Regions from separate parts of the Mus musculus genome. Here region 1 is linked to region 2. A link is a loop called in an ENCODE intact Hi-C map of the cell type or tissue named here. Cell type or tissue: left cerebral cortex. All regions are shown on one strand. Links, peaks and the distances in the headings refer to the core of each region. The heading gives the core; the rest is flanking DNA. Region 1 holds the start of Flacc1 (flagellum associated containing coiled-coil domains 1). Region 2 holds the start of Gm28802.

What was found. A loop is a pair of places that touch in the nucleus more often than their neighbours do. Peaks named below come from ENCODE experiments on the same cell type or tissue, not always from the same donor. Only the 100,000 strongest peaks of a DNase experiment are listed, where the experiment ranks them.
Region 1: it touches region 2 in a loop (16-fold over the local background); 22 of 42 quality-filtered maps call a loop at or near these places.

The regions. Positions count from the first base shown.
Region 1 is chr1:58,693,134-58,701,468 of GRCm38, forward strand. Flacc1 (flagellum associated containing coiled-coil domains 1) reads right to left here and starts at 2,856. Exons shown (of 15, transcript NM_175370.5): 1 at 2,769-2,856. In left cerebral cortex, for the core only: a CTCF peak has its summit at 4,675 (motif pointing left); a DNase peak (open chromatin) is centred at 4,675.
Region 2 is chr1:58,894,519-58,902,853 of GRCm38, forward strand. It overlaps Gm28802, which reads right to left and starts at 2,180. Exons shown (of 14, transcript XM_030243918.1): 1 at 1,293-2,180. Trak2 (trafficking protein, kinesin binding 2) reads right to left here. Exons shown (of 16, transcript NM_172406.3): 16 at 5,932-8,335. In left cerebral cortex, for the core only: a CTCF peak has its summit at 3,250 (motif pointing left); a DNase peak (open chromatin) is centred at 3,245.

The DNA.
Region 1 (8,335 bases), core at 258-8,257, 200 kb before region 2:
ATACATACATACATATATAAGCGTGTGAGCACACATGTGCACACGCACACGCACGCATGCACGCGCACACACACCTGTACATAGAGAAAGAGACTTTGTAGCTCAGGTACTAAAAACTGAAAATTAGGTCAGAATGCTAGAACTTTGTTTCCTGTTCCCCTCATGACACCTGTTATGAAAATTTTGGGGGTTCTTTGAAATCAGGTAGGCCTGACTTTACACATTAGACATGGGAACGTAGGAAGCCTGCTCTTTTGAGCTTATAAAATTAAACATTGTTTTATTTAAAATTTAAAGTTGGGCTGGAGAGATGGCTCAGTGGTTAAGAGCACTGACTGCTCTTCAGCAGGTCCTGAGTTCAAATCCCAGCAACCACATGGTGGCTCACAACCATCTGTAATGAGATCTGATGCCCTTTTCTGGTGCATCTGAAGACAGCTACAGTGTACTTAGATGTAATAATAATAAGTAAATCTTAGAAAAAAATAAAATTTAAAGTTAAATGAGCACCTTTAAAAGTCTAGCTTGAGCTGCTCCGGGCTGGGTTGCATTGCTCTGAACATTTACTAAGAACCATGTTCTCAGCCCTGTGCATGGAAAGGAATCCCATGAACTACATGGCTTTTACATATAGAAAAACTCTCTCTTTTTAAAAGAACATAGGTTTATTTGTATGTATGTGTATATTAACTTGAAATCAGCTTGTTACAGAGACAGTCATTACAGAAAAGATTAAGGAAGTGAAAAACATCAAAAATACAAAATCCAGAGATGACTAGTGAGAATACTTGAGTGTATGCCTTCCAGAATTTTCTGCATTCTAAAGAAACAGACTTACATAATTTCCTATAAACAGGAACAAACTATATTTACATCCTGGATATATTTTTTAAGATAATACCACGAGTTCCTATTATGTAAAAGATGTCATCATTTTTAAATGTAAGGTTTTTTTTTTACAATCAAGAAATATAAAAGAGGGCTGGTGAGATGGCTCAGTGGGTAAGAGCACCCGACTGCTCTTCCGAAGGTCTGGAGTTCAAATCCCAGCAACCACATGGTGGCTCACAACCATCCGTAATGAGATCTGACTCCCTCTTCTGGAGTGTCTGAAGACAGCTACAGTGTACTTACATATAATAAATAAATAAATAAATAAATAAATAAATAAAATAAAAATAAATAAAAAAAAAGAAATATAAAAGTATTCCAAATGTAGAGAAAGAGTAAAGTAAGCTCACCTATCCCCTAGATTCAACAATGTCAGTGTGACTAATCTTGCTTGTCTATACCCCTCCCCCACTGCATTTTACTCCTCCAGCATCGTATTATCTTAAAGCAAAATTTAAACAACCTTTCAAGTAAGTCTGGGATATGTTTCTGTATCATTGCAATTCTAAATTTTTTTTTTTTTTTTGTCTTTTTGAGACAGGGTTTCTCTGTACAGCCCTGGCTGTCCTGGAACTCACTTTGTAGACCAGGCTGGCCTTGAACTCAGAAATCTGCCTGTCTCTGCCTCCCAAGTGCTGGGATCAAAGGCATGCGCCACCACCGCCCGGCTGCAATTCTAAATTAAAAAAAAAAAAAAGCTTTATTCGTATTTGTGTGTGTGTGTTTGACTGTGTGCGTGTAGATCATAAGTGTTCAGGAGCCATGGAAGCCAGAAGCCAGCATTAGCCACTCGGGAGCTGGAGCTACAGGCTGTCGGGAGCCATTAGATGGGGTTTATGGCAACGAACCTGAGGTTCTCTTGAAGCTCAGCACGCACCCTAATCCCTGGGCCATTTCTCTTGCCTCACAACTCTACATTTATATCAGTTCACTTACTTATATTTTAACCAGTTTTGTATTGATAAATGTTTGTTTCCTTTTTTCCCATTCTAAACAAAAAAACGCCTTATTATTTATTACTTTTTCTTAAAAAGAAAAGTTCCCTTTGCATCTATGGGAACCATATTCAAAGCATTTAAAATCAGTAATGCAAAGCTATTGAGCCCTTAGAACAGACTTGGGCTCTTAGCAAATCCCGAGGTAGGTCTGAGGGTGTCAGGGTTGAAACTGAGGCAAGGAAGCTGGTAAGGACCACTTTTAGGGCCTTTTGATAATGATCGTTTACTGGTTGGTGAGTTTGCGTGTGCGTGTGTGTGTGTGCGCGCATACATGTGTGGATGTGTGTGCTGATATATGTGCGTGCGGGCACGTGTGCAGATGTATGTGCATTCGGGCGTGTGTGTGTGCGTGTGTGTGTGTGTGTGTGTGTGTGTGTGCGTGTGTGAGTGTGTGTGTGTGTGTATGTTTAGACATGTGAGGATATGTGTGTGGATGTATGTGCGTGTGGGCACGTGTGTGTGTTCCCTTCTTTTCTTCCCCTGTCTTATCTCCCTGGTGTTTCACTCACAGCCGGAAGTTGTCGCTGAGTGAGCAGAGCTTTAGAAAGGGTGGGTTTTCAACAAGCGGCTGGAAACTCTTCCCAAGATCTTACTTTAATTCTTTCAAAGATTCATTGGCCTTGTGGTCCCTTCCCAGGTTGTGAGTCTTAAAGAAACCATAATGTTTTAGGGAAACTCAGGGGTCATTTCTCACCCAATCAAGGTGTTTCAGAACTCATGGTTGCTGTGTTTATTCCCAAGTGGTTGAGATGCCAAGGCAGAAATCTCCAGACTGCCTTGAAGACTTGCAAACCCAGCCAGTGGTGTTTAGAAGGGTTCCGCGGCCATCCACCCCAGGAGCTTCCCTTAGAAGACAGTTCAGTTGTCCCCAGTTATTACCTGAAAGTCCCTTGAGGAGGAATTCACCCTCTAGCTAGTCCTTTGACTGAGCCTGACTTGTGCCCCAGGATGGTTTGTTTCTTTTATCACTATGGAAACCCAATGGCGGCACCTCATTGGCCCAAAGCTCTCTGTTCTTCCCAACAGAATGTTGGGGAAGCAGCCAGTTAAACTGTTAAATCTTCACACTCAAGTCAGATCCTCAACAGCAGGGAATACATATAAGAGTTCCAGTATCACATGTGAGGCCCTAGAAGCTTAATTTCCACAACAGTAGACTTACTGCGGGACCACTAGGCTTTATGGACACATGGCCACAGTTCCTGGATTTTTGTAGTTGATTTTAACTTCCTCCGTTTTTCAGAAACCTAGAACTAACTACAGTGGGCACTTCCTTCTTTGAAGCTCAGCCTTTGAGACCTGTGGCAATCCACAGAAACGATGAAATTTTTAGCTACCTGTGCGGTTTTAGTTTTCCCCTAGGCGAAGTTGATCTTGCTAAATAAAGCAAAACAAAAAAGACAAAACAACCAAACCAAAAAAGTGCTGGCTTATTCATTTAATTTTAATACAACTCACTAAAAGACACACATTTTATACTGAAGGTTCACAAACAATACTCTATTGTTTACTATTCTGTTTTTCTTTTATAAATCAAGACTGATTGTAATCCATTAGATTGGCTTCCTGGTCCTGTGATGGTTCACACTTCATAGTTTACAAAAGCTGGAAGTTCACAAGCCTCCTGTATCCTCTGAATGCCAGTGCAGCTAGGCACGGGGTGCGACCTCAGTCCTGTGCTCAGTGGAGCAGAAAGAAAGGCTAATGGACAGAGAAGAGCTGAAAAATGTTACCTTAAGAGACTCAATTGCAGGCAGATTTCTGAGTTCAAGGCCAGCCTGGTCTACAGAGTGAGTTCCAGGGCAGCCAGGGCTAAACAGAGAAACCCTGTCTCAAAAAACCAGAGAGAGAGAGAGAACAAGAACTTCAACCAGAGAAGTTATCTGACTAGATTTACATGTAAGATAGACCATGTCAACCAAAGCAAAGAAACAGGAGGAAGAGCCGTAGTATGAGACAGAGAAACCATGTAGAAATATCTTAGAGGCCTGATGAGCCTTAGATGTGGGCCAGCAGTGGCGATGACCAGAAGACAACACAGGCTGGGACGTGAGAGGGAGGGAAGGAGAGGCATTCAACTCCTGAGTCTCCAACTCCAGTGGCTGAACTGCTGTTAGTGCAGCTCACTGGTTGGACTATGTTGGGGATGAACAGATTTGAGAAGAGACTGTCCATTCTGTTTTGGACATTCGGAGGCCCCAAGGGGACACCTGACTGGTGATGTCTACTGGAGAATTTATCAGAAGTCCCATACGTTCAAAGACGACTCTAAAAACGGATTTAGTGATTGATTGAGGGAGTGGGTGAACATGTAGGCGACTGTGACGTGTAAGACAACCTGGAGGCAGTGTGGTCAGTAAGTGAGAGGACTCAGCCACAGGCCTGCTAACTGGCTTCTCTTATGCCATTAACACGAGGACAATAGATGGTGAAGGAAACTCCAGATGCTTGCTCACCTCAGGCATACATCAACCTGTTAGCGTCAGTTCAGTTGTTTCCCTGTGGTGGTCAGATAGAGGCAGGCTCTGTCACCCACTGAGCTACATGCCCAGCACTAATGCCATATTGAGATATCGGTACCTTCTACCCCAAACACCCACACCCCAATATACTCCAGCCTCAATACAGTTACACTTTTGTCAGCGCCAAAACAGCAGATGGGGCATGAAGTGAAGGCTTTCAAAGGGAAGTGGTATTCATGGTGTCTTTCCTCAAGGCATGGAGGGAACAAGGGCTAGCATTTTAGTAGGTTGGCCCTTGCTATCAGTCTTGGTTTGTGTGATGTTGCTGCCCTCCTGAGGTAGCAAATGCTATGAGCCTTGAGCAGCCAGGAGCTTTGCATTTAAAGTGTGACTGTATTTGCTGACTGTGTGAATGGACCCAAGAGGAAGAGTGTTCTCTTCAGAGGTGTGCAAAGATCTCCAGGGCACTCAGCTGCCACTGGCTGCTTTTTTTGTTTGTTTTTTTGTTTTGTTTTGTTTTTCGAGACAGGGTTTCTCTGTGTAACCCTGGCTGTCCTGGAACTCACTTTGTAGACCAGGCAGGCCTCGAACTCAGAAATCTGCCTGCCTCCCGAGTGCTGGGATTAAAGGTGTGTGCCACAACGCCCGGCTTTGCTTTTTGACTTTTGAGTTCTGACTTTAGGATGCTGTGCTAACCCTCTTGGACTCTCAGCTGCACCCGAAAGTTCCAACCAAGGAGCTGCAGAAATGTGAAAGCTCGTGCTCCTGTGATCACACCCAGAGGGACCACAGTTGGAGTTTCACTCCTCCATCTTCTCCACCTCACTCCCGACACAGCACAGGGAGGTTTTGGACAGACAGTCCCACATCGGTCTCCCAAATGTTGGGCTCACAGGCATCACCACAACTGGCACTTCCCTTCTTAAGAGGAAGGCTGACAGAGTTTGTATGCTTAGAGGGTTTGTGCTTTGTGTTGGCAGCAGGCAGGTCAGTGACAGAGACCACTAGGGCACGCAGGAGGGACTGGCAGTGCAGAGGAAGGGGAGCTGTGCAGATGCAAGTGTCCCACGACTTTTCTCTTTCTGCTCTTTCTTCTTTTAATGCTTTAATTTCTAATTGTACTTGCTAAAATTTATGGCCTATTATCAATAATGTCTGCACGTGATGTGACTATTTTGTTCCTTAATAATTTAGTGATTTCAGTGAAGTAAAAAAAATTAAGTTTTGTGAAATAATATTTGAGTTTATGTATTTTGCACTAACACCACATTCTTTGGCACACTTTGCGTGCTGAAAAAAAATTTTTTAGCTAATGCTGTTGACACCACTTGCCAGCCTGTTTAGAGAGTTTTTTAAATTTGAAACTGTTGTGGCATTCGGTCCTTCATATAAAACAATGAGAAAACAATACAATGCAAAGATGCTTGCAGATGTCAAACTTAATACAGTGAAGACAGAAGCCAAGTCGACGCCCAAAGCCTCCAATCTTTCTGGGTTTTTGGATGCATGGAATGTTGACTCATACTTAATTGTTAAAGAAAACACAAAGATAGTGAGACTGTTACCAACATCTTATGTCAAAAAGTAGAGTTTTAGCCCAGCATGGAGGTGCATGCCTTTATTTCCAGCCCTCACGAGGCAGGAGTAGGTGGATCTCTGAGAGTTCAAGGCCAATATAATCTACAAAGCAAGTTTCAAGCCAGTCAGGCCAGGAACCCTGTCTCAAAAAACATACACTCCTGCGCAGACACACACACAAAATATAGTTTCATACTTTGTTGTTTTTTAAACAAAATTTCAATTGTCCAATTTTGCCAATGAAGACTCAGAAGCCAGATGCTGGGGTGAGAGCCTGCAAGCTCAGAGAGGCAGAGAAAGCACCCAGCTGACCTTCTTTCTCAGCCCGTGTCCTGGCAGGAACCCTTACTTCTTAGGCCACAATTACTGTGCCGTGCTCCTTTGGATCCTGAAGCTGCCTTAGAGAAGTTTAGAGCCCTGCCTGTGAGCCTTTAGAAGTTTGGAGGAAACTCCCTGATGTCACATATTTGATTGACCCTGAAAGGTTGTCCTGTAACATGAAGAGCACATTTAAATAAAACAAGGTTCTAAATCAAGTATATTTTAAAAAGAAAGAAAAAAAAAGAATAAAAAATCTGCTTGACAAAGGAGAATGGACAGAACCAGCATTTAAAAGGCAAACAAAGAGAAATTGGAAAGAAAAATCCAGAAGATAGGGAGGGTCCCAGGAATCAACATCAGTCAATCAACCAGGCACGGTGACACATGGCTTTAATCCCTAATATATAATTAATTAATATGCTATTAATTATACACAATTATGAAACACATGCTCATAGTGTGTAATGATCAATTCAGAGTAGTTAGAAAATTCATCATCTTAAAATTTTACCATTACATTTAATTATTTATTCATTTTTGTGTAGAATTTAGGTCCAGTTTGATCTGTTACTATGTGTTATAATGCTAAATACTGGCCTCCATGGTCTCCTTGCCCCCAGGGGTGAATAGATCCTTGCATATACCAAGTGATGCTATGTAACCTTGACTCCAAGTTCTCCCTGACTGGTGAATAAAGATGCCTATAGACTGTAGCTGGGCAGAAGACATGGAAGGGGGACTTTGTTTGCCAGGCTTTGGGCCTAAGGCAGAGACCACACCCGAGAAGGGAGGGAGATAAGGAGAGCAGAGAAGGCACTGTGTGAAAACATGGCCACGAGGGCTGACTAGTTGGAGTTAAGAGAGTCCCAGACAGAACATGGCAAGTTATAACTCGGGGTTATTGACAGGGAAGTAGACAAAATAGCACAGAGGGTTGATATCTGCCCAGCTCTAGTGCTGTTAAGGCTTATTATAAACAAAAAGGTTTTTTGTCTTTTCTCTGGGAACTGAATGAACAAAGGTGTTAATTACTATTAGTCAATTAATCAATGAACTGATTGATAATAAAACAACACATCATTTATAATTTCATCAACTGATAATTAATACCCATGAATGATAATTAATAAAAATCAATTAATATTAACTACATTTTTGGTGTTTCAAGACAAGGTTAATCTGTGTAATATCTCTGGCTGCCCTGGACTCACTTTGTAGGCCAGGCTGGCCTCAACTTACAGAGATCTGCAACCTGAGTGCTGGGATCAAAGGTGTGAGCCACCACACCTGGATACCTTTAAAACTTTTAAGAATATAAAAAAAATTCTATCTTTTGGTGGCCTATCTGGGTTTCTGTCGCAGTGATAAGGAACGTGGCCAGAAGTAACTTGAGGGAAGATAGTCTTTACTTCCTCTTACAACTCCCAGGTCACAGTCCACCATGGGGAAGACAGGACAGGAAGTCAGGGAAGGAATGAGATAAACAGAACCCACAGGTAAAGAAACAGAGTGATGCTGTTTGTTGGTTTGCTCCCTATGGCTTGTTCAGCCTGCTTTCTGAGCACTTGGGCTACTTCCCCATGGGGAGCACCGCCCACAGTGAGCTGACCCTTCCACACCCATCGTTAATTAAGGAAATATCCCACAGATTTGCCTACAGGCCAGCCTGATGGAGACATTTTATCACTTGAAGTTCCTCCTTCCCAGATGTTCCTGGCTTGTGCCAAGTTGACAAAAACTATCTGGCACATTTGGCTATTCGAAATAGATAGTAAATTATTGGTAATTGTAGCCTTCCTACCATGCCATGGAATATCAAAGCTGATTCCTCTTATCTAACCATATTTTTGTTACCATACTGTCCTTTCTATCCCCTCATCTTCATCATGCATGCATATTATTTAGTTTCATTTTTAATAGTGCTGGGGTGCTCATACATCCTAGCAAGTGCTCCAACAGTAAGCTATAGTCCCAGCCTCCATTCACAAAGTTTAGAAGTTTATCCCCTACATCCTTTCCATTCATAACAAGACAATCCTAAAGTCATTAAGGAACAATGGGGACATGAGGCAGAGGGGCTGTGTG
Region 2 (8,335 bases), core at 86-8,085:
CAGAAATCTGCCTGTCTCTGCCTCCAAAGTGCTGGGACCAAAGGCATGCGCCACCACCGCCCGGCCGCAATTCTAAATTTAAAAAAAAAAAAAAAAAGATTTATTCGTATTTGTGTGGGTGTGTTTGACTGTGTGCGTGTAGATCATAAGTGTTCAGGAGCCATGGAAGCCAGAAGCCAGCATTAGCCACTCGGGAGCTGGAGCTACAGGCTGTCGGTCGGGAGCCATTAGATGGGGTTTATGGCAACGAACCTGAGGTTCTCTTGAAGCTCAGCACGCACCCTAATCCCTGGGCCATTTCTCTTGCCTCACAGCTCTACATTTATATCAGTTCACTTACTTATATTTTAACCAGTTTTGTATTGATAAATGTTTGTTTCCTTTTTTCCCATTCTAAACAAAAAAACGCCTTATTATTTATTACTTTTTCTTAAAAAGAAAAGTTCCCTTTGCATCTATGGGAACCATATTCAAAGCATTTAAAATCAGTAATGCAAAGCTATTGAGCCCTTAGAACAGACTTGGGCTCTTAGCAAATCCCGAGGTAGGTCTGAGGGTGTCAGGGTTGAAACTGAGGCAAGGAAGCTGGTAAGGACCACTTTTAGGGCCTTTTGATAATGATCGTTTACTGGTTGGTGAGTTTGCGTGTGCGTGTGTGTGTGTGTGCGCGCATACATGTGTGGATGTGTGTGCTGATATATGTGCGTGCGGGCACGTGTGCAGATGTATGTGCATTCGGGCGTGTGTGCGTGTGTGTGTGTGTGTGTGTGTGTGTGTATGTTTAGACATGTGAGGATATGTGTGCGGATGTATGTACGTGTGTGTGTGTGTGTGTGTGTGTGTGTGTGTGTGTGTGTGTGTGTGTGAGAGTGTGTTCCCTTCTTTTCTTTCCCTGACTTATCTCCCTGGTGTTTCACTCACAGCTGGAAGCTGGCCCTGAGTGAGCAGAGCTTTAGAATGGGTGGGTTTTCAACAAGCGGCTGGAAACTCTTCCTAAGATCTTACTTTAATTCTTTCAAAGATTCATTGGCCTTGTGGTCCCTTCCCAGGTTGAGAGTCTTAAAGAAACCATAATGTTTTAGGGTAAACTCAGGGGTCATTTCTCACCCAATCAAGATGTTTCAGAACTCATGGTTGCTGTGTTTATTCCCAAGTGGTTGAGATGCCAAGGCAGAAATCTCCAGACTGCCTTGAAGACTTGCAAACCCAGCCAGTGACACTTAGAAGGGTTCCTCGGGCATCCACCCCAGGAGCTTCCCTTAGAAGACAGTTCAGTTGTCCCCAGTTATTACCTGAAAGTCCCTTGAGGAGGAATTCACCCTCTAGTTAGTCCTTTGACTGAGCCTGACTTGTGCCCCAGGATGGTTTGTTTCTTTTATCACCATGGAAACCCAATGGTGGCACCTCATTGGCCCAAAGCTCTTTGTTCTTCCCAACAAAATGTTGGGGAAGCAGCCAGTTAAACTGTTAAATCTTCACACTCAAGTCAGATCCTCAACAGCAGGGAATATATATAAGAGCTCCAGTATCAGATGTGAGGCCCTAGAAGCTTAATTTCCACAATAGACTTACTTCGGGACCGCTAGCCTTACTGACACATGGCCAACAGTCCCAGGATTTTTGTAGTTGATTTTAACTTCCTCCGTTTTCTCAGAAACCTAGAACTAACTCTGCAGTGGGCACGTCCTTCTTTGAAGCTCAGACTTTGAGACCTGTGGCAATTCACAGAAACATTAAATTTTTAGCTACCCAAGGTTTCAGTTTTCCCCTAGGCAAAGTTGATCTTGCCAAATCAAAACAAAACTGACAAAACAACCAAACCAAAAGAGTGCTGGCTTATTCATTTTAATTTTACTACAACTCACTAAAAGACACACATTTTATACTGAAGATTCACAAACAATACTCTATTGTTTGCTATTCTGTTTTTCTTTTATAAATCAAGACTGATTGCAATCCATTAGATTGGCGTCCTGATCCTTTGATGGTTCACACTTCATAGTTTACAAAAGCTGGAAGTTCACAAGCCTCCTATATCCTCTGAATGCCAGTGCAGCTAGGCACGGGGTGCGACCTCAGTCCTGTGCTCAGTGGAGCAGAAAGAAAGGCTAATGGACAGACAAGAGCTGATAAATGTTACCTTAAGAGACTCAATTTGAGGCAGATTTCTGAGTTCAAGGCCAGCCTGGTCTACAGAGTGAGTTCCAGGGCAGCCAGGGCTAAACAGAGAAACCCTGTCTCAAAAAACCAGAGAGAGAGAGAGAGAGAGAGAGAGAGAGAGAGAGAGAGAGAGAGAGAGAGAGAGAGAGAGACTCAATTGCCTTTCTGCTCTCTGGCATCAACAAGAACTTCAACCAGAGAAGGAATCTGACTAGATTTACATGTAAGATAAACCATGGTGACCAAGCCATGGTACGAGACAGAGAATCCATGTAGAAATATCTTAGAGGCCTGATGAGCCTTAGATGTGGGCCAGCAGTGGCGATGACCAGAAGACAACACAGGCTGGGACGTGAGAGGGAGGGAAGGAGAGGCATTCAACTCCTGAGTCTCCAACTCCAGTGGCTGAACTGCTGTTAGTGCAGCTCACTGGTTGGACTATGTTGGGGATGAACAGATTTGAGAAGAGACTGTCCATTCTGTTTTGGACATTCGGAGGCCCCAAGGGGACACCTGACTGGTGATGTCTACTGGAGAATTTATTAGAAGTCCCATAAGTTCAAAGAAGACTCTAAAACCAGATTTAGTGATTGATTGAGGGAGTGGGTGAACATGTAGGGGACAGTGACATGTAAGACAACCTGGAGGCAGTGTGGTCAGTGAGTGAGAGGACTCAGCCCCAGGCCTGCTAACTGGCTTCTCTTATGCCATTAACACGAGGACAATAGATAGTGAAGGAAACTCCAGATGCTCGCTCACCTCAGGCATCGATCAACCTGTTAGCACCACTTCAGTTGTGGTGATCAGATAGAGGCAGGCTCTGTCACCCACTGAGCTACATGCCCAGCACTAATGCCATATTGAGATATCGGTACCTTCTACCCCAAACACCCACACCCCAATATACTCCAGCCTCAACACAGTTACACTTTTGTCAGCTACAAAACAACAGACGGGGCAGAAATTGAAGACTTTCAAAGGGAAGTAGTAGTCATGGTGTCTTTCCTCAAGGCATGGAGGGAACAAGGGCTTAGCATTCTAGTAGGTCCGCCCTTGCTATCAGTCTCGGTTTGTGTGATGTTGCTGCCCTCCTGAGGTAGCAAATGCTATGAGCCTTGAGCAGCCAGGAGCTTTGCATTTAAAGTGTGACTGTATTTGCTGACTGTGTGAATGGACCCAAGAGGAAGAGTGTTCTCTTCAAAGGAGTGCAAAGATCTCCAGGGCACTCAGCTGCCATTGGCTGCTTTTTGACTTTTGAGTTCTGACTTTAGGATGCTGTGCTAACCCTCTTGGACTCTCAGCTGCACCCGAAAGTTCCAACCAAGGAGCTGCAGAAGTGTGAAAGCTCATGCTCCTGTGATCACACCCAGAGGGACCACAGTTGGAGTTTCACTCCTCCATCTTCCCCACCTCACTCCCGACACAGCACAGGGAGGTTTTGGACAGACAGTCCCACATCGGTCTCCCAAATGCTGGGCTCACAGGCATCACCACAACTGGCACTTCCCTTCTTAAGAGGAAGGCTGACAGAGTTTGTGCTTAGAGGGTTTGTGCTTTGTGTTGGCAGCAGGCAGGTCGGTGACAGAGACCACTAGGGCACGCAGGAGGGACTGGCAGTGCAGAGGAAGGGGAGCTGTGCAGATGCAAGTGTCCCACGACTTTTCTCTTTCTGCTTTCTTCTTTTAATACTTTAATTTCTAATTGCACTTGCTAAAATTTATGGCCTATTATCAATAATGTCTGCACGTGATGTGACTATTTTGTTCCTTAATAATTTAGTGATTTCAGTGAAGTAAAAAAATTAAGTTTTGTGAAATAATATTTGAGTTTATGTATTTTGCACTAACACCACATTCTTTGTCACACTTTGTGTGCTGAAAATTTTTTTTTTAGCTATTGCTGGTGACACCTCTTGCCAGCCTGTTTTGAGAGTTTTTTAAATTTGAAACTGTTGTGGCATTCGGTCCTTCATATAAAACAATGAGGAAACACAATACGATGCTAGGATGCTAGCAGATATCAAACAATACAGTGAAGACAGAAGCCAAGGTGATGCTCAAAGCCTCCAATCTTTTTTGGGGGGTTTTTGAATGCATGGAATGTTGACTCATACTTGTTAAAGAAAACACAAAGATACTGAGACTGTTACCAACATCTTATGTCAAAAAGTAGAGTTTTAGCCCAGCATGGAGGTGCATGCCTTTATTTCCAGCCCTCAGGAGGCAGGAGTAGGTGGATCTCTGAGAATTCAAGGCCAATATAGTATACAAAGCAAGTTTCAAGTCAGTCAGGCCAGAAACCCTGTCTCAAAAAACACACACACTCGCTCTCTCTCTCTCCGCGCGCGCGCGCGCACACACACACACACACACACACACACACACACACACACAATATAGTTTCATCAAAATATAGTTTCATTCTTTGTTTTTTTTTTTTTTTTTTTTTTTTTTAAGCATACTCTCAATTTTCCAATTTTGCCAATGAAGACTCAGAAGCCACATGCTGGGGTGAGAGCCTGCTAGCTCAGAGAGGCAGAGAAAGCACCCAGCTGACCTTCCTCCTCAGCCCATTTCCTAGCAGAAACCCTTACTTTTTAGGCCACCTCCAAAAAATCCCCCTTCAGACTGAATATACCTCCCTTCTAATTCCTGTGTGCCTCTCTCTATCATCCTCCTGACTCCCTCTTACTCTGTTTTTTTTTTTTTTTTCTTAATAATCCTATGTTCAAGTCCTGTCACTGGTTGCTTGCTCTGCCTCTTGACCTCTGGCTGGCTTTATTTAATGCTGTTTACAATATTCAAGCAGAAAGCTCTTGGATTAAAGGTGTGTGCTAGGGCTGAGCCACAGCAGAGTAAAAAGAGATTTTTTTCCAGTAAATAACACAATCTCAGGGTTCACAGTGTGATCAAATATCCTACAACAATACTTCATTCTCAAAACGACCATAATTCAGTATGGATATTAATCTTAAAAATACAGGAGGGTATATATTGTTTATTGTTTGTTTGCTTTTGAGGGTTTCTGGGGGCAGGGAAACACAAGCTGAGCTGTTGTGGAAATTGCAGATGAGGCTAGTCTTAAACTCAGAGATCCACCTGCCTCTGCCTCCTGAGAGCTGAGATATAGCTCAATGGTGGGGCACTTGCCTACATACAAGTGGGGCCCTCAATTCAACCCCAGTACCACAATCAGAACAAACAATACAAAAACAAACTTATAAGGGAGATTACAAGGATACTGAAAGATCTTTTCTATTGATTCCAATACTTAGAAACAATTTCTAAATAGTCATGCGATCAGAAAAGTGTGAACGATTGGAAAGAATCGCTTCATCTTCTGAATGTGTGAACATTTACTATCTGCTTAGCAATGACTTCATGGTTGGCTGGTGTGGTTCTGGTATGGGGCTACTGTGCCACATAGTCATGGTGTAGTCTAGTTCTAGCAAGACTCGGAAGGGCTGGCAAGGGGTTCAGTAGGGAAAGGCACTTGATGCCAAGCCGGACCACCTCAACTCCTTACCCAGAAGCCACGTGGCTCAAGTCAAGAACTGACTCCTGAAAATTGTCTCTGATGCTCAACTTCATCCCCGTATTAATAAAAATCTTAAAAGAAAAATCTATAAATTATTAGATCTGTTTATTACTCAACTGTCAATGCTTTTTTCATATTAGTTCAACAAAATCGAGGATGTTTCCTTATAAAAATCAACAAAAAGACTCTGCTGGATTGTGTAGGGTTGAAACAAAAATCACAAGGAGACACAGGACAATTTAAGAAGCCTCATGTTTATTAACTGATTTACATTTTATTATCTGATTTACAATTGATAAAGCAAAGGAAGGTGCATAAAGAGTGACTTGACAAAGTTGTGTTCCAGATATGACACAATAGCATTTTCCTGGAGCCCCCGGGATCCCATGCCTAGGGCCACACTTGGCAGTGGACTAGTGTGCATGCCTGCAGTACACTACAAGCACAGGTCTGTACACACCTGACAGCAGACAAGGCCCCAGACGGACAACCCTAACTCCAGATGTCAAGCTGATGTGAGAACCACCCACTACTAATTATGCACTAGGGGCTTGGAATACTGTGTAAAATGTGCCTTCAACAGATGGTAGGCTCTAGTGAGCTTCTCTAACATCTTCTCCTGGCAGTCTGATCACTTATGTCAGACCAAGGGCAAGCACAAGACTAAAAAATAAAACCCACTTAACTACCAATGGCTATTTACATAAGATTTTGGATCTTCAAAAATTCAGGGCAATTTTAATTCTGAGCTCAAGGAGACTCTCTGAATAGGTAACAGGCTACTTGAAAGTACCTGAGAAATCATCACAGAAAATCTTGAAGGAAAAAACAGTTGAGTTTTCCCAGGCAAGCATGAAAGTACATACCAGCTGACTCTGAATGATAACAAAAACAAAACGAGAACAGTTAAGAGTCCTGTGGAGGAAGAACTTACTGGAAAGTTCCAGTTCTTGTTATATTTTGCAGATAGTCCCATGGAACAGATTCTCAGGCTGTACCCAAATCATCTTAGGTGGAAACTGAAAGTCAGCAAGGCCCAGCTTTAGACAGGATTCATTTCAGCGACAAACATGCACAGGTACAATTTGTTCTGACAGAACATCAGGATCAATTTAATTTTCAAAAACGTAAGTTTGGCTTTCTTTAATTGGCCATATTCATCTGGCTTCCAAGGCAAAACTCTGCTTCCAGTGGCCACTTAGGCACTGACAGAAGGACAGAATTATTGTCACCACAGAACTCCACAATCTCTAACTCAGTAGTGTGGTTTCTGTCCTTTGTGTAAACCTGGTTATTTAACATTTTACTGGCCCCTTAGCCCCAGGCTTCCCTACTCTGTGCTGTTCCTTCCTTAGAAGCTGTAACTGTCCAAGTAGCAGGAAGAGTCCTTTTTTCAGGAACCAAGGCAAAGCTTTAAGGTCCTGCTGAGGGAGGTGGTACTCAGTTATTTATAGACTAGAAACGCAAATGCTGTTTTTAAAACAGGAATTGGAATATTTAGGAAATTTAACCAGTAGAATTCTTGCTAATGCCCGCTTGCCTGCTTCAGGCAGGGTCACTCACTAACCCAGAGTCGTTCATAAATGTGTGCATGTGTGCGATGAACTGTTGACAGCAGCTAGTCTGGACGAAGGGGCTGAAGGTGGCGAAGGGAGGGACATCTCTCTCCACCCTTTGCTTCTGAAAAATTTAGAAAAGTTGTATTAAAGATTCTAGAAATATAGAAAACTCATATGCTCTTACCACTGTGTGGAGGCTGGCTTTTCTAACCCTCTGAGAGCATCTCTTCTTGGGGAGGAGGCTCAAGAGAGAAAGGCAAAACTCCCTGGCAGAAAAGAATTTCTCTGAAGCAAAATATTTGCAAGTTAAGCACCAAAGGACCAAGTAAAGGACCTTCTGCCTTGACAAACAAAACCAACAGTTGCCCCTTATCTCCTCCCCAGGTGCTTGAACAACCCCACGGAGACAAAGCCATGTCAGCTGCAGAGGCAGACCATGGCCTGCCACCTCAGAGCACAGATCTGCCCCCCTCCCCCCCCAACAGCGTGAGGCCTGCACCACAGGCTGAAGGCCTAAACCCCAGCCTCAGGCCTCACTTGCTTTTCAGCTTGTTAAAGAAATCAGAGGAAAAGAAGTCTTGGCTCTCCCATAAACAAACACCCTTCTCTACTTCTGCAGATACCAAGAGACAGGCAGGTGCTTTAATGTACACAAGGAAAACAATAAAATCTAACAAAAACACACTTTCAAAGCAAGCACCTGGGTTTTACTTCAGTTTATAATTTAATGTGCCTGAGAATTTTTGTGCAAATACATGTCATCTTTCATTAAAAATATGCATAGCACACTTTGGAAAAAGTTAGTTACAACTAACTTTTCTTTAAAAATTTAAATATATAAATATACAACATAATCTACTGCCTACTGACTGATTGCACTTCTGGTTTAAACCCTTCTGGCATCCAAGGAAAACGGAGAAACACACAATCGTGTTTGCATTCCTGGGCCACCGTATTGTTCAGAAGAAATATCCTAAAAAATGTTTTTGATTCGAATTTACCCCTTTTTCCCTCTTAAATCCCTCCAAGTCCACTCATATTGTTATTTTACATTTTTTTGTTGTGTTGTACAAAAATAC